Regions from separate parts of the Homo sapiens genome. Here region 1 is linked to region 2. Evidence: read pairs that join two places in POLR2A ChIA-PET (ENCODE). Cell type or tissue: PC-3. All regions are shown on one strand. Links, peaks and the distances in the headings refer to the core of each region. The heading gives the core; the rest is flanking DNA. Region 1 has its middle 84 kb from the start of CYYR1. Region 2 overlaps APP (amyloid beta precursor protein).

Region 1 (12,016 bases), core at 1,477-9,476, 540 kb after region 2:
TTTCTTAATCCAGTCTATCATTGTTGGACATTTGGGTTGGTCCCAAGTCTTTGCTATTGTGAATAATGCCGCAATAAACATGTGTGCATGTGTCTTTATAGCAGCATGATTTATAGTCATTTGGGTATATACCCAGTAATGGGATGGCTGGGTCAAATGGTATTTCTAGTTCTAGATCCTTGAGGAATTGCCACACTGTCTTCCACAATGGTTGAACTAGTTTACAGTCCCACCAACAGTGTAAAAGTGTTCCTATTTCTCCACATCCTCTCCAGCACCTGTTGTTTCCTGACTTTTTAATGATCGCCATTCTAACTGGTGTGAGATGGTATCTCATAGTGGTTTTGATTTGCAGTTCTCTGAGGGGTGGGGGGAGGGGGGAGGGATAGCATTGGGAGATATACCTAATGCTAGATGACGAGTTAGTGGGTGCAGCGTACCAGCATGGCACATGTATACATATGTAACTAACCTGCACAATGTGCACATGTACCCTAAAACTTGAAGTATAATAAAAAAAAAAAGTTGCACCTTCTGTACACAATGTTACAAGCTGTTATGCGTTGAATCATGTTCCTCCTTCACTCTGAAATTCATATGTTGGAGTTCTAACCTCTAGGACCTCAGAATGTAACCTTATTTGGAAATAGGTTCATTGCAGATGTAGTTAGTTAAGATAAAGTCATACTGGAGTAGGGTGGGCCCCTAATCCAAGATGACTGTTGCCTTTACAAAAAGGAGAAATTTGGACAAAGACATACACACAGGAAGAATGCCATGGGAAGATGAAGGCAGAGATGGAGATGATACAGCTACAAACCAAGGAATGTCAGGTTGCCTGCAAACCACCAGAAGCTAAGGCAGAGGCAAGGAACAGATTTCCCCTCACAGTCCTCAGAAGAACCAACCTGGCTGACCCTTCATCTTGGACTTCTGACCTCCAGAGCTGTTAGGCCATAAATTTCCGTTGTTTAAGCCTCCAAGTTTGTGGTATAGAATATGTTTGATATGACAGTTTAATATGGCAGCCTCAGGAAATTAATATATATGCAAAAAACCCCAAACAAAATCTCCCAAACAAAAAAACAAAACTGTCATTTGAAAAAGTGATCAGAAACAAATAAATTCATTAGCAGAGCATGCTAGGATTAGGTAAAGCACGAGTAGAACAAATAAGTATGTTAAGAGAGATAGTGACTAAAAAAAGGCTACAGTGGATGAAAAACTTTTTAAGAAATCCTTATTTTTAAAAACTAGGTGTTAAGGTTGCATGATAAAAGCAGTTTAAATTACCTTTGCTTGGCATGGTTTTTTGAATAAAGAGAGCTGTTAAAATATGGCATTGAGATATAAAGGGCATCACTTGAGCAAAAATGTGAAGCACAGAAATATAGTTTATTATTAATTGGGTTTTACTATTAGTATCTTGCATTTTTCTGGCTCAAAGACAGCAAGATACTACATTTCAAAAGGTTTAAACTTAGCTCAAAATAGCTTTAAATTGTAGCAAGAGGAGCTGTGTAATTCAAATTTTCTCTTTGTACTTGTCTCATCTTTAAGACTAATGGAATTGATTGGTGAATTATTATTAAAACATCCTTCAAGTTTGAGGCATTTCCCAGCGAGTTATTCAGAATGCTGATTGTTTTCCTTTTACCAGCTTTCATTTGTACTTTATGGGTCAGTGACTAAAATGTAGGATGCTCTCTAAGTCAGAGTGACTTCAATATAAAAGATGTTAGGGAAGCAAAATTGCATGCCAAGCAAATCTTTATCTTAATTAGCTGCTAGAACATGAAGAGTTTGCTTCTGTGCCTAAAACATATTACAGCTGCCTACTTATGTGAAGCCTTTATTGCACCACCCAACACAGATTTTTTTCCCCATAATCACTGAGATTTGAAATTTTAAAGGAGAAAAATAAATTCTTTTCTTGGATGCAGTATATTCTGCCGAAGAGTGAAGAAGCACGAACATTTCCAGTAGAACAAGATTTTCCTGCTTTTAAAAATACTACATTAAAGCTGAAAATTTAGGCCAAAATTTTCAAGTGGTAATAGTTACAGGCAATTCATCTTTCTGGTCAGAAAAGGGTGTTACTGCAGCTATTTCTGCCTGAAACTGGGTGGCACTACTACTTTTTTTTTTTTTTTTTTAACTGAGCAGACATTTTCCTTACACTAAAATTGAGAAAAAGAGAAATTTCTAAATTTCCATTGAACAGTTCCTTGCACATCATTTTAACTCTGTGAGACAGTGTCACATCGAAACGACACACTACATCACGAAGCTTTTCTAAATGACGGAGGTGGCTTGCAGCTGCTGACCTCACTTCTCTTGGACTTGGCAGCAATCCACACTGCCTTGATCATGGCAGTGAAAATAAGATAGTATTCAGTATTATTTGTCCAAATCTGGCGTATCATTGCTTGTGGATACATGAATGATCTTGGGACTTGAAAACATTGCTGATGGAAACTCAAACAAGATAAAGGGCTAATGACATTGATAGGAAACATAAGAAGAAAGTTATTCCATGACTTCATAAGAGTTGTCAGAATTTATTATGCATGTAACTACAGGGGAAGTGCAAAGAGAAGTTGTTTCAGAAATTGATGTAAGGGTAGGACAATACATTGTGCAAGTTGACTCTCAATGAGACTATTTGTAGCATCCCACTTTTGGAATGCCATATTCTAGAGCTCAAATTGGACTGAAAGATCTGTCCTGGTGTGCCTGCCCTGTTGTTTCACATGGTTACGATTTTCAGGTGTAGTGATTGTGTGGATTATTTTCTATTTAATCCTTCTAGACCCACTTTTTACCCATTCCCATCCTGCTTTATGTCCCAGCATGCTGCTACATCATGGATTTCTTATCCTCTGGATTCTGGAGCAGAAGATGGAAGAGTGAGATTAAGATTGACAGTTGACCCTTGAACAACACAGATTTGAAGGGTGCAGGTCTCTGTCCACTTATATGTGGATATTTTTCTTTTTGTATATATTTTTTATTATACTTTAAGTTCTAGGGTACACGTGCACAACGTGCAGTTTTGTTACATATGTATACATGTGCCATGTTGGTTTGCTGCACCCATTAACTCGTCATTTATATTAGGTATATCTCCTAATGCTATCCCTCCCCCCTCCCCCCACCCCACAACAGGCCCTGGTGTGTGATGTTCCCTTTCCTGTGTCCAAGTGTTCTCATTGTTCAATTCTCACCTATGAGTGAGAACGTGCAGTGTTTGGTTTTTTGTCCTTGTGATAGTTTGCTGAGAATGATGGTTTCCAACTTCATCCATATCCCTACAAAGGACATGAACTCATTTTTTATGGCTGCATAGTATTCCATGGTGTATATGTGCCACATTTTCTTAATCCAGTCTATCATTGTTGGACATTGGGTTGGATCCAAGTCTTTGCTATTGTGAATAGTGCCACAGTAAACATACGTGTGCGTGTGTCTTTATAGCAGCATGATTTATAATCCTTTGGGTACATACCCAGTAATGGGATTGCTGGGTCAAATGGTATTTCTAGTTCTAGATCCCTGAGGAATCGACACACTGTCTTCCACATTGATTGAACTAGTTTACAGTCCCACCAAGAGTGTAAAAGTGTTCCTATTTCTCTACATCCTCTCCAGCACCTGTTGTTTCCTGACATTTTAATGATCGCCACTCTAACTGGTGTGAGATGGTATCTCATTGTGGTTTTGATTTGCATTTCTCTGATGGCCAGTGATGATGAGCATTTTTTCATGTGTCTGTTGGCTGCATAAATGTCTTCTTTTGAGAAGTGTCTCTTTCAAACAAATTTACAAGAAAAAAACAAACAACCCCATCAACAGGTGGGTGAAGGATATGAACAGACACTTCTCAAAAGAAGACATATGTGGATAGTTTTCAATAAATACATTGGAAATTTTTTGGAGATTTATGACAATTTGAAAAAACAGATGAACTGCATGGCCTGCAAATATGGAAAAAAATAAGATAATTTTGTCATAGCTACATAAAATGACATAAAATATTTTAGAAATTAGTCTGTTTTATTATTTGCTACAATAAAATATACACAAATCTATTATAAAAAGTTGAAATTTATTAAAACATATGTGCACAAACACAGACCATACATGATGCCATTTGCAATGGAAAGAAATATAAACAATTCTAAAAATGCAGTATTAAAACTGCATAACGTTAACTGTAGTACATACTGTACTATTGTAATAATTTTGTAGCCACCTCCTGTTGTTATTGCGGTGAGCTCATGTGTTGAAAGTAATTGCTTAAAATGCCATGTGACGCTAATCATCTCTGCGTGAGCAGTTCATCTCTCCAGTAAATTGTGTATCACAGTAAAAAGTGACTTGCAATTCTCACGTATTTTTCATCATGAATAACACCATGGGATCTATATGAAGTGCCACGAGTGATGCCAAAAGTGCTCTCAAGAAGCAGACAAAAGTCATGACATTACAAGAAAAAGTTGAATTTCTTGATAGGTACCACAGATTGAGGTCTGCATCTGTGGTAGCCACCATTTCAAGATAAATCAGTTCAATGTAAGGACCATTGTAAAAAGAAAAAGAAAAAGAAATTTGTGAAGCTGTTGCTGCAGCTATGCTAGCAGCAAGAAAACCTTACATTTCTGGGGAAATACCTTTTTATCTCGTATTGAGAATGCAGCTTTCACATGGGAGCAGGATTGCTATAAGAAAGGCGTATCTATAGATCCTAACATGATTCAAGAAAAAGCAAAAAATATTATATGACATCTTAAAGCAAATGGAAGGTGGAGAGTCTAAAGCTTAAGAATTTAATGCCAGCAAAAGATGGCTTGATAATCTCAGAAAGAGGCTTGGGTTTTCAAATTTCCAGAAAACAGGAAAAGTATCTTTTGCTGACCAAGAGGCAGCAAACAAGTTCCTAGATGACATTAAGAAAATCATTGAAGAGAAAGGCTATTTTCCTGAACAGATTTCTATTGCAGATGAAAGTGCCCTATTCCAAAAATAAAATGACACAAAAGACATTTATTAGTAAGGAAGAGAAGTGAGCACCAGGTTTTAAGGTAGGAAGTGATGGGCTAACTCTACTGTTTTGCACAAATACAGTCAGTTTTATACTGAGGGCCCCTCTTTCTATAAAGCTTCTAACCCCTGAGGCTTAAAGAGAAAAGATAAACAGCAGATGTCAGTTCTTTTGGTTGTACAACAAGAAGGTTTGGACAACAAGAACACTTTTTTCTGGATTTGTCCCATTGTTGCTTTGTCCCTGAAGTCAGGAACTACCTTTGCCAGTAAGAGACTGCCTTTTAAAGTTCTTTTGATATGGGACAATGCCCTGGACAATGGCCCAAACCCAGTGAGTTCAATGCTGAAGGCTTTGAAGCAGTCTGCTTGCCCCCAAACACAACATTCCAACTCAGCTTCTATATCAGGGGGTCATAAGAACCTGTGAAGGCTCATCACACATGGTACTGTATGGAAATGATCATCAATACTATCAAAGAGAACTCTGATAGAACATCATGGAAGTCTGGAGGAACCACACCATTGAAGATTTCATTGTTGTTATAGAAAAAGCTGTGAAAGCCATGAAGCTTAAAACAATACATTCCTTCTGAAGAAAACTGTGTCCAGATGTTGTATGTGAATTCACAGGAGCCAATCAAAGAAATTATGACAGATATTGTAGATATGGCAAATAAGGTGAGAGTGAAAGGTTTTCAGATATAGATATTGAAGATATTCAAGAGCTAATAGACATCACACCAGAGGAATTAACAGAAGATGATTTGATGGAGATAAGTGTTTCCAAATCAGTGCCAGATGATGAGGAAGAAGACATAGAAGATGCAATGCCAGAAAACAAATTGACATTAGAAAAGATGGCAATTGGATTCTGATTATTTAAGACTACTTCTGACGTCTTCAATAGCATGAACCCTTCTATGATACAGGCATTGGAGCTAAAGCAAATGATAGAAGGATTGGAACTGTATAGAATCATTTTTAAAGAAATGAAAACTCAAAACGTCAGAGAGAAATCACAACATACTTCCGTAAAGTCACACCGACTGTGCCTGCCTCTCCTGCCTTCCCTTCTACCTCCTCCACCTCTGCTACTCTTGAGACAGCAAGATCAACCCCTTCTCTTCTTTCTCCTCAGCCTCCTCAATGTGAAGACTATGAAGATGAAGACCTTTATGATGATCACTGCCACTTAATAACTGGGAAATGTTATGATTTTCTTAATAACATTTTCTTTTCTCTAGCTTGCTTTATTGTAAGAATGCAGTATATAATACACACAACATACAAAATATGTGTTATGGACTGTTTATGCTATTGGTGTGGCTTCTGATCAACAGTAGCCTGTGAGTAGTTACATTTTTGGGGAGTCAAAAGTTATAACTGGATTTTTGACTACACAGAGGGTCAGGCTTCCAACTTTTGTGTTGTTCAAGGGTCAAGTGTACATATTGCTCAGGCTCCCTCCCTGAGTGTTGGCTGCCTTCCTCTACATGAGGCCAGTTTCTCTCCAAAAGCTCTCTTCAGACAGATACCTTTTTCAAGTTCCAGTCACTGGCTTCCTACTTTTCCTTACCTGGCTTACGGGTAACAACTCACTGCGGTTGCTAGTCCCAGTTTCAACAACAAACTTGTTAGTTTACCTAAACCCTGTCTACACCTTTGTAAGTTACCCTTTTATTACACTTTCTTCAAATTACTCAGTTTGTGCATGTCATCTTTTCCTGCCAGGACCCTGGCTGATATACAAACTAAACCTATGTTTTGGATATGTGTCTATAAAGCACATACTTACAAGTAGTTGTGTATTGTATTAGTATAAATACAAGGATTCCATGATTTTTAAATATGTGGAAATGTGACTGTTTGATGTGGAGATACTTCATGGATCTTTGAACACTTGATTATTGCAGAAAGGAGCTGAGCTGATATTGTTCACATTTTCCCTAATTAGCAGAGATATATCTCAAAAAGATTGGGATGATAGGCTTACTTTGTGGTTCCATTTCTGCAACTGCTTCCTGGAGTTATGCAATCATAGTAGAGTAAGTGTTTAAAAAGATGATTTACCATATAAATATGTAACAATTTTACAAGTTTTAAAGATGGAAGATGAGAAGGGTGCATATGTGTGTGTGTGTGTGTGTGTGTGTGTGTGTAGGCATGACAGACAAGGTTATAGTTTAAAAGCCAGTTATTGGTATGAAAACATAAACAATTATAGTAATATGCAGATACATGCTTTGCTTGTGTTTGACATCTTGACCAAAATATTTTTCAGTTCCTGATGCTATGAGAACAGATTAGATCATCTGAGCACAAAGTGAAAAGGTGTAAGGCTTACTTCTCCCTAACTCATTAGCAAACATGGTAACTTGTTAGACAAAAAGAAAAAATACAAAATTCACAAAACACATTAAAAAGAATGTTTTTGAGAAAGCAAAGTACTACCAAGAGCATTATCAAGATGTCAGTAAGTGGAAAAATATGATGCTCAAAAGAAAAATTGTAAGTTCTATACTACTCTAAGTAAGGCAACAGGTAAAACTTTTTTTTAAAGAAGGGGTGATTCCATAACTGGTTAAGCAGTAGTACTACATGATACATGGAACAATAAGGGCAATTTGATAGGTGGAAAAAGGCTAATTCTGATCTCTCAAGAAAGAAAGGACTATAGTTATTGATGATTTTCTGAAGAATGGTGGAAAATGGGCTAAACATTCTTAATAGATGACCCATATTCTCACTGTAAGTATCTGATATGTCACAAGAAACTTTCGAGATCTAACAAACTCATGACAATCTCCACGTCTACTGATTGATGTGGAAGCAAGTACTATGATGAGAATAATGTGAAATATTAAGGAAACTGAAATCTTGTGCAAACAACTGAAGACTTGGGCCACAAGGAATTGAAAGGAGTTAGCCAGCTTGCTTTAGGCAGACAGCAAGGGAAGGGTCCCTGGAGAACCTCTGACCCGCCCCACAAATGCTTACACCAGATGTTTTATGCAGATAAGGAAACTTGCACAGAGGGCTTGCCTAAACATGCCCACAGCTGACTAAGGGCTCACATGTGCACTAGGGGAATGGGGTGGAGCCACAAGAAATTCACACCTTATACAAATAGGGAATCCAGCCCCATTAGCATATATATTCATGCTGCTGATAAAGACATACCCAAGACTGGGAAGCAAAATAGGTTTAATGGACTCACAGTTCCACATGGCTGGGGAGGCCTCACAATCATGGCAGAAGGTGAGAAAGACACTTTTTACATGGCAGCAGCAAGAGAGAATGACAGTGAAGTGAAAATGGAAAGTCCTTATAAAACCATCAGATCTTGTGAGACTTATTCACTACCACGAGAACAGTAAGGAGGGAACAGCCCCATGATTCAATTATCTCCCACTGGATTCTTCTCATAACGTGTGGGAATTATGGGAGCTACAATTCAAGATGAGATTTGGAACGTGGAGCCAAACCATATCAAGAGGCTTTGTATTCAACTGGGAGGGGGCAACCGACGACCTGCTTTCAGAACCCCTCTCTTTGCTGATAACTTTCCTTTTGCTTAATAAATTATACTCCACTCACTCTTCAACTGTCTGCATGCCTAAATCTTCCTGGTCATGAGACAAGAACTTGGACCTAGCTGAGCTAAGGAGTAAAAAATTCTGCATTAGAATCTTTAAACTTTATTTGATCTCTCATGGAAAAAAAGAAATTCTATCAGGTTTACATAAGGAATGTAATTTGATTTTGTGGTCTATGATTGATGATTCTAACCTGAGTGTCTTTTGCATGGGGTGGCCCCTCTCATGGATTCTGGGAAGAATGTTTTTCATAGGAAATGTACTTCCCTGATCAAAAGAACTTTTGAAATAAAATATGACAGAAAATAAACGTCATTAAAAAATAAACAAAAATACACCCAAACATGAACATAGAGCCTTTTAAAAGCAACAGCTAAGACATAAAAAACAACTGTATGATTTGGCTATGGTGTTGTATGCTTGTCATCCCAGATACTCAGGAAGCTGAGGTCGTGTTACTGAAACATAAGTGATTTGGTCTAGGTCCTGCTGTTTAGTGCACAGAAAGCCAATCACTGAGACAATGAGTATTGCCAGGGAAGAAAGCTTTATTTGGAGGCTATGGCTGAAGAACTGGGAAATCAGCCTCAAATCCATCTCTTTGATCCACAAATATTAGGGAGTTATGCAGCAGGGAAGAAATGTAACTACATGCACGTAAATATGAAGTAGGGGTAAGAAAGAAGAGTTGGTCAACAGGAAGCAGGTGGTCAGTAAGGCAGTCATGATGGGTGAGGGGTCTGGTGTCTTATTGTTCAGATTCGGTTATTTGGTAAATTTCAGTTCTTTGATACTATCAGGGAACTTGAGGCTTAACGGTTGATTTCCTGAGATAAGAACTCAGATAAGACAAATGTAACTTTCTCAAGTTTCAAGATTGGGAGAGTCAATTTCTATGTTTATTCAAAAGAAACCGTAAACATCAGTTCTATGAGACAACTGAGCCAGTTTCAGTACCCCCCAACCCTTTCTAATAAATCAATATTTATCAATTCCTCAATCATTGTGAATCTGGTTGTCTGTCTTTCTGGTTGCTGCATGCTGAGGGATGGTGTTGTGGGCAGCTCCATACCATGGGTGACCATGTGGCCACCCAGGAATAAAAGGTTAACCTAATTTTATTTTTTTTTCTTGAAACACAATCATTTTCTCTCCAGTTCCCCACTTTGATCGAAGACAAATCACAGCAGGACCAATCTACCTGCAGAATAAGCTTCAGTCCCACGATACTTGGCCTGATTCCTCACACAAACTGCAGCAAGAATCATTGTCCATATCGGCTCTCCTAAATTGGCTTTGTTGGAACCTCTAACAAAACTATTTCAGTCAAAGCTCTGGGAAAATAAGGAGTTTATCCAACTGTGCTCTGTTATAAAAGAAAACAGATTCTTATTGAATTTATGCAAACAACCACATTGCTCTGAATAAAGAATATTCAGTTTGTGAATTCCAGAGAAATTAAGCAGAGAGAGTGAAATATTTCTCAAATTCTGTATACTTTATTCAATTGTTAAAGGATATAAGTAGCTCAAAGATAAAAAAAAGTTCTCTGGATTCCTGAAAAACAAAACAAAAAGAATCACAAATGTTCAAATAAAAAGCCCATAAATTATTCCAGTCCTCCATCACTTGTTCATGCAATTAATACCTACTTTGCTTCATATTGGGTTAGTAATTTTCATGAGCACATCAGCCTTTTTATTAGAGTCATGGAGGTTTTTCTCTAGTTCAATGGTACCATGTCCAAAGTTATCAGAAACCTACAATTAAGAGTCCTTTTCATGAACTCCCCCCAAAGAGCAAGCTGTAGATTGTAGCTGATTATAAGCTACTTTTTGGGGAAAAAAAGCAAAAACAATTGTGGATGACAAGTCTAAGGACAGACACACTTGTCCAAAAATGGTTATTTTTGTGGCATACCAAAATTTAATATAATCGACCAGGTGCAGTGCTCAAACCTGTAATCCTAGCACTTCAGGAGACCAAGGAAGGCAGATCGCTTGAGCTCGTTCAAAACCAGCCTGGGCAATATGGTGAAACTCAGTCTCTATAAAAAATAGTGATAAATTAGCAGAGAGTGGTGGGCACACACCTGTAGTCCCAGACACTCAGGAAGCGGAGGTGGGAGGATTGCCTGAGCCTGGGAGGTGGAGGTTGCAGTGAGCCAAAATTTTACCACAGCATTCCAGCCCAGTTGACTGAGTGAGACCCTGTCTCAAAAACAAAAAAATCACAATAATCATGATTATTTCTGACAGCATATATTGACATATCAGAATTTTAAGAATCTTATACAATCCTGGAACACATATTTACAACACAGCTATATAAACATAACCCAAATAAAGTTAAACACTATCTCACATTTGAAATTAGTTTGACCATAAAGTAAGGTTTTTACGAACCTTTTATAAGCTTTTACAGTTTTTTTAAATTAAAGATTAGGTCATTGCTTGAAGAGAACCCTATTATTCTGACACAGGGGCCCAGACCCAGAGGCTGGCTTTGCATCAGTGTGCTTTTGGTATTAATTTTTAAGTTCTAGAAAAACTCGAAACTAATCTTATTCCTTAACTAATTGTTCCTTACCATCTCACATGCCCACCTCTTCTGCAATAATCTCTGGGCCTATAGAAATTGAAGTTTTAATTTCTCAATTTAACACAAGTTCCAACCCATTGTATTAAAGTGGTTAAGTGACTCCTTGCGTGTATCTAATTACTAGCATTCTATTGACAGAACTGTGATCAAAGGCATCAAAAATGCGATAGTTTCTACATTAAACTTATCAATCTGCCAGTGTATTTCTTTACAATGTTTCTTAATTTGCCTTCATAAAAAAATTAACTTTCTATCATTTAAAAAATGGTAAATGCAAATATCAGTTTTGGAAATTCAGTATGAGGGCAAATAATCTCCTTTCACCTAAATATTATAAAACAAAGCAAGGACAAAGTAAGAAGCAGCACGCAATAATTTCTTTTCAGCTATTTTAAAAGAGTATTATCATACATTTCCAAGACTGGTTTTTAGATGCAGTACAGATAACTGATTGGTAAGTTTCGCCACTGGAATCTTCAAACCAGTGCAACACTTGTACATATTTTGTTTTCAACTACACACATGAAGCAGTGATAAATAGCTTGGGATCAAAAATAACTAGAAAATTTCACTCCTTTTATTACTACTTAATCCAAGTGAATGTCACTTAATTATAATAATGGTAAACACAACTAAAGTAATTTGAGAGAAATCAAAGTCAATATAATTATCATAAGGAGAAGGCTAGTCTTTCCTGAACCTTAAAACTTTGTACCCATATCATCATTTTTCCTTATTACCCAAAAGAAAAGATCTGAAACTGACTCAAATTA
Region 2 (12,016 bases), core at 1,725-9,724:
AAAAATAAATCAGGAACAATGAAAATGTTTATCAATAGAGAATGAGTGAAAAGTGAGCTTTCTGAGTATATTTCATAGAACTAACATGATAGTCAAAAAGTAAAATTAATAAGGGAGGAAAAAACCAAACTATAATAGAATACAAACAGATACAAATGAACTAAAATATGTATCAAGCTGGTAACAGAAAAAAATTAATGCTAGCACTTTTAACCAAAAGACCTTGACTGTAGAGCCGTGGTGAGATATATACTGAAGATGAAAGGAGTGTGGAGGGCTGAGCATGGTGGCTCATACCCGTAATCTCAGCACTTTGGGAGGTCCAGCCAGAGGATCGCTTGAGCCCAGGAGTTTCAGACAGCCTGGCCAACACAAGGAGACCCCATCTCTACTAAAAATTAAAAAAAATCAGTCAGGCCTGGTGGCATGTGCCTATAGTCCAGCTACTTGGGAGGCTGAGGTGGGAGGATTGCTTGAGCCCAGTAGGTCAAGGCTACAGTAAGCCATAATCTTGCCACTGCACTCCAACCTGGGTGACAGAGTGAGGAAAAAAAAAAGTGCTGTGACATCTTAAACTACTGTTTAGTGATGGTCATAATACGACATCATAATTTTAAAAACATTTATATGTATATCATAGGGTAATGCAAATAAATATATTAATGGTATGGTGAATCATTAGGAACCAAGATTTTTACTGTAGGGTTAAAATACTGATGCAAAATACAAGAAGTTAAATTTTTTGAAAACAAATGCATGTGATCCAACGTGAATTGCTAGCCACCGGACAGGACTTACTTCTTGGCAATACTGCAGGATGCCTTCCTTGGTATCAATGCAGGTTTTGGTCCCTGATGGATCTGAATCCCACTTCCCATTCTGGACATTCATGTGCATGTTCAGTCTGCCACAGAACATGGCAATCTGGGGTTCAGCCAGCAGGCCAGCATTACCATCAGTGGGTACCTGAAAGAAGAAGCTTCAGTTAGTTATAGTATCCATAGCTCCAAGGCAGAGGCTTGGAGGAAGAACAGGGATAACTATCAAAAAGAGTTCTATTCTTGCTCATTCTCAATTAGGAATCAGCCCGGTCTTCAACACTCCTTTAGATTAAGTGTTATGTATGCTACAGATGTTCTTAGCCACCTATAAGGCAATGCTTTCTTTTATACTAAAACAGAGAAGGAAATTACCAATACCGAAAGGAATTTATTCATGAAAAATTTACACGTTTTCCCATATGAGATTTTGTGGTACCTGCTGAAAGGTTCTGACAACAAAATTACACGTTTTCCTATAATAAATATAATCACTGTGGAGGCTACCGCATTCTTATAATAAACTCCACTGACTCACACAGAGCATGATGCCTGCCAGGCCCTGCCTGATGACCAAGACTGAAAATAATATTTGTGCCACCTCTCAGCACTGAGAGCAAGTATGGCGTTGGTAGTTAGCAAGTGACTGTATTATGATTTTGAACAGAAAAATTCACTGTAGAATTCACCATCCACAAATATAACTGAGTATGTTGGCGATCCCTCCTGGTTTCCCCCAGAATATTCTCTGGTTATCAGTCTCAACTCTTAACAAGTCTGTTAAGAGTGCTGGTGTCTCCTCTCCCAACCATCTGCAAGGAGCCAACATTTTCTCATTTGGAGCTCTACATAGTGCCTGCTGGGTAGTAAGTAAGGGGTCCTAGCTATTACCATTGCAGGCAATAGACCACTTCACAAAATAACTTCATGAAAAAGGGTGCCTTCTGTATTTTCAAACTCTTCTGTGTACAGGCATTACCTTTACAAAAATATTTTTAAAAGAGAAAATGGAAGTCCTGAAATATCTATACCGTGTCACTTAACAGGTTCTGGTATCTCAAAAAGAAAAAAAAATTCAGCAAGAAATGAAAAATATATCCACAGGAGTAAAGGTGTTATTAAACCAATCAATTAGAAGGCATATTAATCATGATAGGCCCTCCCTTGTCAAATCCAGCTGCTGGGGAAATGTGAGACACCCATGCCAAGAAGAATTAACTTCCAGCAGAAGCCATTCGTTCACACACTCAAGAACTGGGTGATTCCACGATAACTTGTATCATTCCTAAAAACTGTCCACAGGAGGAAAAACACCAACTAAAATTGCACTGAGAAATTTTCAGTTAAAGAAATGAAACAGTTTCCAAACATTTCTTCCCACATAAATGTAAAATAAGATACCTCTGGCCATTTTAGTCATTTTTACACATACTTCGTCAAAACCCAACAGAGGACTTAGGTCCTTACAACAAAAAAACAAAACAGGTCTTAGATTGAACCAAGTCATGAGTGCAAAAGCTGCTGGCAAAATCTCTAGAGCCATGTTTTCAAGTAACTTTTCCAATATTTAACGAAATTCTGCCTTTACATTGCCAGATGGTTAAGTCAAAGCAGCCGATGCCAAAATATCCAGATCATCTGCAGAAATAGCTAGAACCCCTCAACTCCATCTGAGCCCCTTGCCACTTCCTGTGACTTCCATGAAACTGGGGGGTCTCATTCTCTGACAGATGCAAAGCAGCAGGCTAAGTAGAATGCTCTATAAATTTAAATTTCACAGCTTTCCTGAGGGATTAAGAGGAAATTCATTGTCTTGATCTTAGAAATCGAAATGCAAATGTTGTCAATCTTACTGAAATAAGTAGTATAGATAATAACACTGCAAAAACATTAAAGAAAGTCAAATAATAATCAGATACCTGTGGATAAGGCCCTACATCAGATGCTATGGAGGGCCCTGCCCGTAAGGAATGTACAATCCACTAATGGAATCGCCATTGTTCCCACAGTACTTTATTCTGTTCACCTTCCGAATTCATTCCTGTCCCAAAGATTTCCAGTCTTGGCAGCATGTTGTTAACTGTACGGAGACACTAATGAGCCTTTACCATAGCTGGTAAATATTCTGTTGAAACAGTCTCCTCCTCTGCCTCAAACTCTCTCTGTACTTTTGTTTATCCACAATCTGTTCATTACAATGTCTAAGGAAAGCGTTCTACCTTCTTGTCAATACAAATGCACTTGATTCCATTTCCTCCCCGCAAGGAGAGGAAATTGACAATTTCTCTCCCCAGGGTAGCCAGCCTCCAAGAAGGCCCCCAATAGTCCCTGCCTCCTGCTATTCATGGACCCTGGGAAACTCCACAATGTATCAGGGTCTGTCTGTGCAACAAATGGAGTACAGCAGAAGTGATGATGGTGTAACTTCCGAGCATGTATATATTAGACTTAAAGATGCTGCAACTCTTTTAAAAACAAACCCTTTGCTACCAGAAAGGTCACTGAAGGGCATGATGATGTGTAACATCCAAAACAAGGTCATGAAGGGCATCACAATTCTTCATTGCTCTCTGGGATCACTCACTGTGAGGGAGGTCATCAGCTGCCATGTTCTGAGACATTTGGTGCTAAAACCAGGAAAGTTTTTGGCAAAATACACTGGATCACCCTACCTGACAAACCAAGTAAATGCTTCATTTTTTTTTCCTCTTTTGACTTAACTTCCTTTGATTTCTTCTATTTTTCACTTTGTCATCCTCCCTGCTTCTTGACTTTACAGCTATTTTAATGTCATCTGTTGGCATATGTGTGTATGCTGACTATCAAAAAGTGGTAATTTTTTAAACATTTTTTTCAAATAAATTTATTATGACCCTATAATTGTCTCATGTTCTTGCCATTTTTTAATGCCATCTGTTGGCATATGTGTGTATGTTGACTACCAAAAAGTGGTAATTTTTAAAACATTTTTTTCAAATAACTTGATTACGGCGCTATAACTGTCTCATGTTGTCTTCATTTTAACAATGAGAGTTTAGACTAGAAAATATATGCTTCAGTTCCTGTCAGGTTTTCCACCAGATGAGATTTAATATTAACTTTAAAAATAAATGTTTGGAGAATCGTGATGATTAACATGCTCTATTTTCTTCAAGTGGAGATCATTTAATAATTTAAACTGCGAATCCTCAATAATAGGGTAAGCTGTTGAATTAGAAATTGTAAAATTGGTTGTGTGTATAGATCTTCTTACATTTGACATTACAAGAGGCCCTTCACAAATAAATATCAACTCACAAAAGCCATGTTTCTCAAGTAAAATTTTTTCCCCCCGAACCAACACCAGATGTGTATATGGAAATCAGAGCAATTAGCTTGGAGATACAAATTGAACCAGAAACCTTCCTATTCTTACTGAAGCCCATCTGCAAACAATTCCATGCTTTCACTACATATGCCTGTCTCCCTGAATTAAAACAAGACAAACAACTCACGGCATCCTCACCTGCATCAAATAACCCATTTATGAAACAAAGCCTGGTTGCTAAGCGCAGCCACTCCCTGGCATTCAGCCAGAAGGAAATGTGGCCACATTAAACATTGCCATCCAAGGGTTAACTCCCTTTTCCTGAGTGAAGCCTCCAAGAAATGACTTAATAAATGATACACAGGGTCCTATTCAGGATCTGTTAATATGGACACTCTTAAAATTGAAATCTTTTAAGATTCAATTTACCTGCCAAATACCTGAAATCTGGCAGGTATTTGCTGCCAGTAAAAAAGCACAGTCTTACAAAGTCATCCTAAAGATAATTATTCCTAATTTTTTAAACATTTTTATTTTCTAAAAGAAAAGAAATATAAATACCTTAGTAGATGGGAAATATAACCACTTAACTACTACATTTTAGTTCTATTTATGTCTTAACACTATTCTAAGGTGAGTTAAGATTACTTTGCAAAAATCTAAGACAACATTTAAAAGATGAGAACTGTGATATAACTGGCCGTTTGTGGTCTATGCTTTTCTAAGACTGAATATGAAGGTAATTCTTGTAAACTGAATGACTTGCCACTGACATCATAAAACTGGAGATGCTTTCCCATGGGAAAACAGTGTTCCTGACAATGAACAAAATAACCAGCTAAAAACAATGAAGCATTCATAAATTGCCTCAAAAGCAAGAGGCTGTTTACCAAGTGCTCTGAACTACAGAGACGTACATATCAAACTTAAAAATGCTACAAGTCTTAAAAACAGAAAGAAAATATTTTTGTTACCAGAAAAAAAATATTTTTGAGCCACAATATAAAGAATACTGAAGTGAAATGGACTTTCCAAAGCAATTTTTAGAAATGGCTTTAAAAGAGGCTTAAGGGGATAACATAAACGAATATAAACATATATACCTAATCTGGACCAGTCTGCAGATGTGAATCTGGAAACCCTACGCCTACAGTTGCTACAATTTTCAATTAAATGCAAAGCCACCTTCTTGAACAAGTTCTCTTGTTGTCCTTTCAAACAGGGTGTTCCCTTTCTCCAAAAAGTTTCTCTCTGTTATCATCTAGGAGATCAAAATTCCTTATAGAGCAGGCTTGGCAGCATTCCTCCCCAACAGGGTCTCAACTAGGAGGGAAAAGTGAACAAGGAGCTCTCTGTTTTGCTAGCTGAGAGGTCCTGTTTGGCAAGGAGAGGGCACAGATCCATAGCTTAGTTGCATCCGTGGATTTATGTAATTTTAAGGTTTCTGGCTAATGAAAGCCATCTGTTTTCTGCATTTGAACCACCCGCTGACTAGTCTAAATAGCTGGCCTCATATAATGAAGTATTTGGTACTTTTTAATCAGTTCAAACTTCTTCGAGTCAGATTCTTGCATAATCTCAGTATTTTTTTTTGGATACACTGTCACACTCCACCACCCAGACTAGAGTGCAGTGGCATGATCTCGGCTCACTGCAACCTCTCCGCCTCCTAGGTTCAAGCTATTCTCCTGCCTCAGCCTCCCAAGTAGCTGGGACTACAGGCCTGTGCCACCACGCCCAGATAATTTTTGTATTTTTAGTAGAGACAGGGTTTCACCATGTTGGCCAGGCTGGTCTCGAACTCCTGGCCTCAAGTGATCCTCCTGCCTCGGCCTCCCAAAATGTTGGGATTACAGGCATGAGCCACTGTGCCCAGCTTTGTAGCGATACTATTTCTATCACATCCATGGTTTCCTGACATAAATACTGGATTCCCTTAACCTGGGCATAATTCAACTATACCCCACAAGAGTGCTTTACATTTTCATATTAAAACATTTAAATTCTCCATTGTCAAATGTAAAGAACTATTTTCTAGAATCATAATCTAGAAAATCTGAGTGAACCCCTTTCAGGGGAATAATTCATCTGTAGGGTTTTCTTTTAAATGCCAAAAAAGTATTTCCAGTGTAAGCGGAACATCTGCAGTTGCTCATTTCATCACTAACAGAGAACTGAAATTAAAATCAGAATCACAAAAGTGGACCATAAGAGGGAGGAAAGGGCACCAGGTAAGGATATGTCCAAGGCCATGGGGTTATAGGGACAGAGAAGGGAATTCAACCTATTCCGTCAAGGGTTCTGTTAATGTGACCGGGCTGTCTCTCAAATTAAAATGGAAAATTGCAATTTTCCAAGGCTTTGCCCCTGTGTGTGTGTGTGCATGTATTTGTGGTGAGCAAAAATAGAGAAGCTATTAAAAAAGAAAAATAAAATGTGATGACTGAAACTGCAAGTGGTTTCTATTTACCCTTGTGGAGAGTTGCCACATCTATTCACAGCCACTATTTGCTACACAATTATTTCAGAGCTTGAGTTTCGGCTTAAAAAATGATTTGCCATGAAAGCGAATAGGAGAAAAACAATTCCTTTCAGAGGAGTAATCTACATATTTCACTCCTGGAAACCTGAAATTCTTTTTGGGTCACTGTTGATCTGGCTTCTAATTACAAGCTATCCTCCCTTGATGTTTTTCACGGCCTCTGTTGATATTAGATTGGTGCAAAAATCGCAATTACTTTTGTGCCAACCTAATACCAAGCTTTTTTACTACTCAAAGGATAGATGTTCTCAAGTTGACCCAAAACTCCTACCCACTCATAAGAAGGCCAGTAAGTCATGCTTGCTGCTGGTGCCCAGTAGGAAATCAAGAGGTCCCTCAATAGGAGTCTTTGTTATTCACTACTCGTGAAATTAATAACCAACATTTGAAGCATGCATTTAGGCAGGACCCAGTAAGAGTGGCATCTACTGCTAGGACTGATATAAATGAATATAAAAGTGGAATTACAAAAAATAGAGCCTTATGCATGGCAAACAAACTCTTAGCCTCAAAAACAGTTTACAATCTAGTCAATGTCCATTTAGTCTTAAAAGGTGAATGTTTTCTTTTAACTTCATATATATACATACACACACACTAACATATATGAAACCATACACATACTATATAGTATGTGATGAAATGAGCGAGATGTAAAAAGTTCATCTCTTTCATTCTGTCTTTACAGTTTTTCTGTGTGTCTTTTGTTTTGTTTCGTTTTCTGAGACAGAGTCTTGCTCAGTCGCCCAGGCTGGAGTGCAGCGGGGTGATCTCGGCTCACCGCAACCTCTGCCTCCTGGGTTCAAGCGATTCTTGTGCTTTAACCTCCTGAGTAGCTGGGACTACAGGCGTGCACCACTACGCCTGGCTAATTTTTGTATTTTTTAGTAGAGACGGGTTTTTGCCATGTTGCCACTCCTGACCTCAAGTGATCTGCCCGCCTCGGCCTCCCAAAGTGCTGGGATTATACGCATGAGCCACAACGCCTGGCCTGTCTTTAAAGTTTTACTGACATGTCTCATACAGTCACCAAAGGGAAAAAAAAATGAAAAAAAAATATATATATAGTATTTGAGATCTTTATCCTATTCTGACTCTCTCAATATTGCCATATCTCATCAGCCTTGACCTTGTGAACATGCAGATAGAAAAAGGGTTAGAGGCAAAAATCAAAGACCTACTAAGGCCTTTGCTCATTATCTCATTTGACTCAGAAAAACCAAGATAAGTCACTTCCACATCTATTTAGATAATCAGAAGGGCTCAAAACCCGCCTAGAGTCTACTCAAGAGTGTTATTCCAAAGCACATGCTTGCTTTTTGACAGAACAAGCCAGCTGGCATTCCTGGTACTAGATGTCAAGCTTTTTTAATTCTTCAATCTTGAATATTATTTTCAAGTAATTTTTCCCCCATGGCAGTACTATTTTGCATGTCTTTGTTACTGGCTTTTAAAAAAATTACTTTTAGAGCAAGTAAAACGGGAAGCAAACCCACAGCTTAAATGTCTAATTTGCATTTCTCAAATTTAAATCACTAGATGTTAATATCTACTAACCTCTGGTAGTTTCCTCTTTAAGAAATCTCTCCTGAAATGCAAACACAAATTTCTCCAAAGTTAGTTCTTTCCTTAAATCTAATGCAGCCAACTGAATCTGCAAAGTAGAAGTCCAAATCTCCCAATGTTCCAACTACTAATGTTTATCAACCCTTACTTTATTTAATGTGTATTTTCTAGTTTTTCAACAGTTGACATATACCTACCTATGTACATATACACATGTATATATACCTGCTATACAGCTACTTGTATGGTATGTAGTGGGAGTGCTAGAATGAACACACACACACACACACACATATACACACAGTTTAAGAGCTCAATTTGCACAAATCTCAAATGCTGGTACTTTGCTAAGATCTCATTCTAGAATTAGTGCATTTAAGTCCATGTTGCTAACAAGGTGGAGGACTTGGTAACTGGGCTCCTCAGAGAGAGTGGTTTGAATGGCATTCACTGAAATAAATTTGATAGTAACAAATAAATGATTTTCCAGTATGGCTTCTACTTGTTCTGACAGCTAGGACAGATTAGCACCCAGCACAGAATACAACAAAGAAAAATCAAAATCTATTATTCCTCTTCATTTTTGGTACAAGAGATATTCTACATATATTCAATTTCTAAATTTCTACTGTTTTATATCAAATGTAGCCAAGCTAAGCCGGGATCAGCTGACCCTTGAGCTTGTGGGCTATAATAAATGGTTATTGTTCTAAGCCACTAAATTTTGGAGTGAGTTTGTGGCTTTGCAGCATTTTTGTGGCAAAAGAAATTAACACAGTCATGTATTTGATAGGAATAACTAAAATACTAAGTGATAGAATCAAGGCATAGATTGTTTCAGAAGGTAGAAACTTTCTCAAGTTGCCTTTTTTTAGGCAGCTGGGAGTACAGGCCCATACCACCATACCTGGCTAATTTTTCTGTAGAGACAAGGTCTCAGTATGTTGCCGAGGCTGGTCTCAACTTCCTGGCCTCAAGTGTTCCTCCTGCCTTGGTCTCCTAAAGTGCTGGGATTACAGAACTGGTCACCATGCCTGGCCATAAATATTTTATATTTAATGTATTATGTAAGGTAGGATCAGTTATGGCTTATGATCTATACACTTTGGGTTGTCCTAGAATTGGAAAGAATCTGAGCAGAGGCAAATAGAATGATACTGTAAACACATGTACTGAAGCTTTTAAGGAGATGGTAATCAATCTTTGCAATCTTTAGATCTGATTGATTTTGTGAGCTTCTTTTCTCCTACATTTTTTAGACCTCTGCAAATGATAAACAATTTGTACAAAGGCATAGTTTTTAAAAAAAATTAAACATATTTTGTTTACACAATATATTTCTAAAAGGAAATATTTCAAATCTGAAAGCAATCTAATGCTATTAAATAGACCCCGTTCCTGCTCATACCTCACATGTGGCTATGTGAATACAAAAATCTTATAATTATACTTCTCCCAGCAAAGGACATGCAAATTTCATCACCAAACATTCATGCTACTGCAATCACACTCCATCAAGCCATATGTGTTGAAATCTGTGTAACAAAAGCAGTGAGGGCTCTTGCCACACGTAGGCTCCCGCCCAGCCCTCTCCGGGAGGTAGGTATGTATGCAGAGAAGAGAGTGGGCTGAGAAATGGAATTCTGGCATGTTGGGTCAAGCAGACTGATCATGTGACACTCGCACTGAGATCCTACCAAATTTCACCATGTGGCAGAGTCAGCACCAAACAAATCCCAAAGTTAAAGCCTCAGTTATCACCTGGGTTTTGCTGCATAGACCTAGCCAAATATGTGTAAGAGTTATGAGCTCTAGACATAATTTATTTTATTGCCCTGAAATAGAGTATCCCCACATAATTTGCAAGTTTAATTGCAATTATATTCCTGGGGGTCACTCCTCATACCTGCACAGTTAGGATATTGCCAGGTTATTCATGGTACCTCACACAACACCTGGCAGTTATACACAGATCCTCATCTTTTTTTTTTGGAGACGGAGTCTCACTCTGTCGCCCAGGCTGGAGTGCAGTAGCGTGATCTCAGCTCACTGCAACCTCCACTTCCCTGGTTCAAGCGATTCTCCTGCCTCAGCCTCCTGAGTAGCTGGGATTACAGGCGCGCGTCACCACACCCGGCTAATTTTTGTATTTTTAGTAGAGATGGGGTTTCATCATGTTGGTCAGGCTGATCTCGAACTCCTGACCTCGTGAGCCACCGCGCCTGGCCTTACAGATCCTCATCTTTTATGCAATATCATATTCATCACTAAATAACGACACAGCATAAAAATGAACTTTTACTTTATCAGTGGTACTTTACAGCACTACAGTGAGTTTTCTAGAGTTTAAGGCTTACGCTAATATGCTTAATGCACAAGTAAGTGCAAACTTAACAGGTTTCTTTCTGGTTCTTTTATTTTTCCCCTCTATTTCTTCTCATTGACCCACTGCAATGTTGACCCACTCGGAACGTAGAGCATGGGCAAAAAAAAGAACCAAGAGACCATTAGAGAAGAGAATAAGTCTTTGAAAAGCTGCAGGTGGGAATATAATGGAAAACAAGATTCCAGAAGAGGTAGTGGGTCTACCATTTAACTAGAACATGCCCAGTAGAGCCATACTGATAAATCTGCATCTTAGAGTTGCTGATATACTTGGACAAGGGGAAAAAGAAGCATATTCCTCTATCCTTTGTCAGCCCAGAAATTTATCCCAACCCTATTTTCCTATACAGTTTCTACCAGCTTTCAGGCGTCAGGCCATTGTAAAACCAACATAGGTGGAGAGGGCAATTCAGGCTAGGATGGGGAGAGGTAGTTAGCGGGATTTCCAGTTCTGGGCTATAGTGAGGGAGTCAGTATACACTGCTGAGTCTGGTACATACATTCCACATTGTCCATACCCTTTAATATCTTTACAATTTCTAATACCAAAGTGGTATGAAAATACTAATGAAGTTAAAGACCCTTACCAAAATGCTAATTTTCCAGGTTAAGTTATCATATTGTCTTCAATGTGCATTAAAATCTCAGAGCAGCTATCGGGGGATAAGGAGAGTGAGTACCCACTAAGCTTGGAGGCCAGCTAAACTCTCTAGAAAGTCATTTCCATCTGACTTCCCACCAGCATGAGGCAGAGCAGTTCAGAGCATTTTTCAAGTGAGTCGGCCTGCCGTTACCAATGCCAAATTTAAAGCACTTATATGTTTTATCACAAGCCCATGAGCTTGTGATTTCATAAAATGGTACTAACTGGTCCTTGCCATGAGTAAATTCAAGTAACACGTATGAAGAAGATTTTAATAAAATTTTTTATTAGAAGATTTTAATAAAATTTTTTTATTAAAAGATTTTAATAAAATTTTTTATTTTATTAAAAGATTTCTTAAAGGTCATTAACGCAAGTCATATTAGAAGAGATCACAGGCAAGTAGACAAAAAGAATTTACTCCGTGAAAGCTCACTGAAACAGGAATTCGGATATTTGACATTTACTTTTGTTCTTGTCTCTCATATGTACACATCAAAGCACACACATTCACATGGATGTAAAGATAGTAAGAGGCCACCTGCAATCAGAACAAGTGAGATTATAAATAAGTATATTATATAAGAATCCAAGACAAGAATTCCTTACTTTTAAGGAAAGGGCATCAGAGATTTATGATCTTAGACCTTTACCTTTCTATTTTTAGCAGATTTACAGAAATATTGCAGGAACAGAACATGAAGTCACTTATTTTTGATAAGCACAAAGGATATTTACATTATATCGTCTGGTTT

The links. ChIA-PET counts read pairs that join two places held together with the same protein. Peaks named below come from ENCODE experiments on the same cell type or tissue, not always from the same donor. Only the 100,000 strongest peaks of a DNase experiment are listed, where the experiment ranks them.
Region 1: POLR2A ChIA-PET joins it to region 2 with 5 read pairs; 2 of 35 experiments call an interaction of 5 or more read pairs at or near these places.

What each region holds. Positions count from the first base shown.
Region 1 is chr21:26,651,307-26,663,322 of GRCh38, forward strand. No RefSeq gene overlaps it. Among named protein-coding and RNA genes, the nearest start is that of CYYR1, 84 kb to the left of the region's middle. In PC-3, for the core only: no CTCF peak of the experiment used is centred there; no DNase peak of the experiment used is centred there.
Region 2 is chr21:26,111,181-26,123,196 of GRCh38, forward strand. APP (amyloid beta precursor protein) reads right to left here. Exons shown (of 18, transcript NM_000484.4): 2 at 799-966. It overlaps LOC124900466 (a long non-coding RNA gene), which reads right to left. Exons shown (of 2, transcript XR_007067829.1): 2 at 11,526-11,802. Among named protein-coding and RNA genes, the nearest start is that of APP, 54 kb to the right of the region's middle. In PC-3, for the core only: no CTCF peak of the experiment used is centred there; DNase peaks (open chromatin) are centred at 4,911 and 5,441; H3K4me3 peaks cover 456 bases; H3K27ac peaks cover 3,823 bases.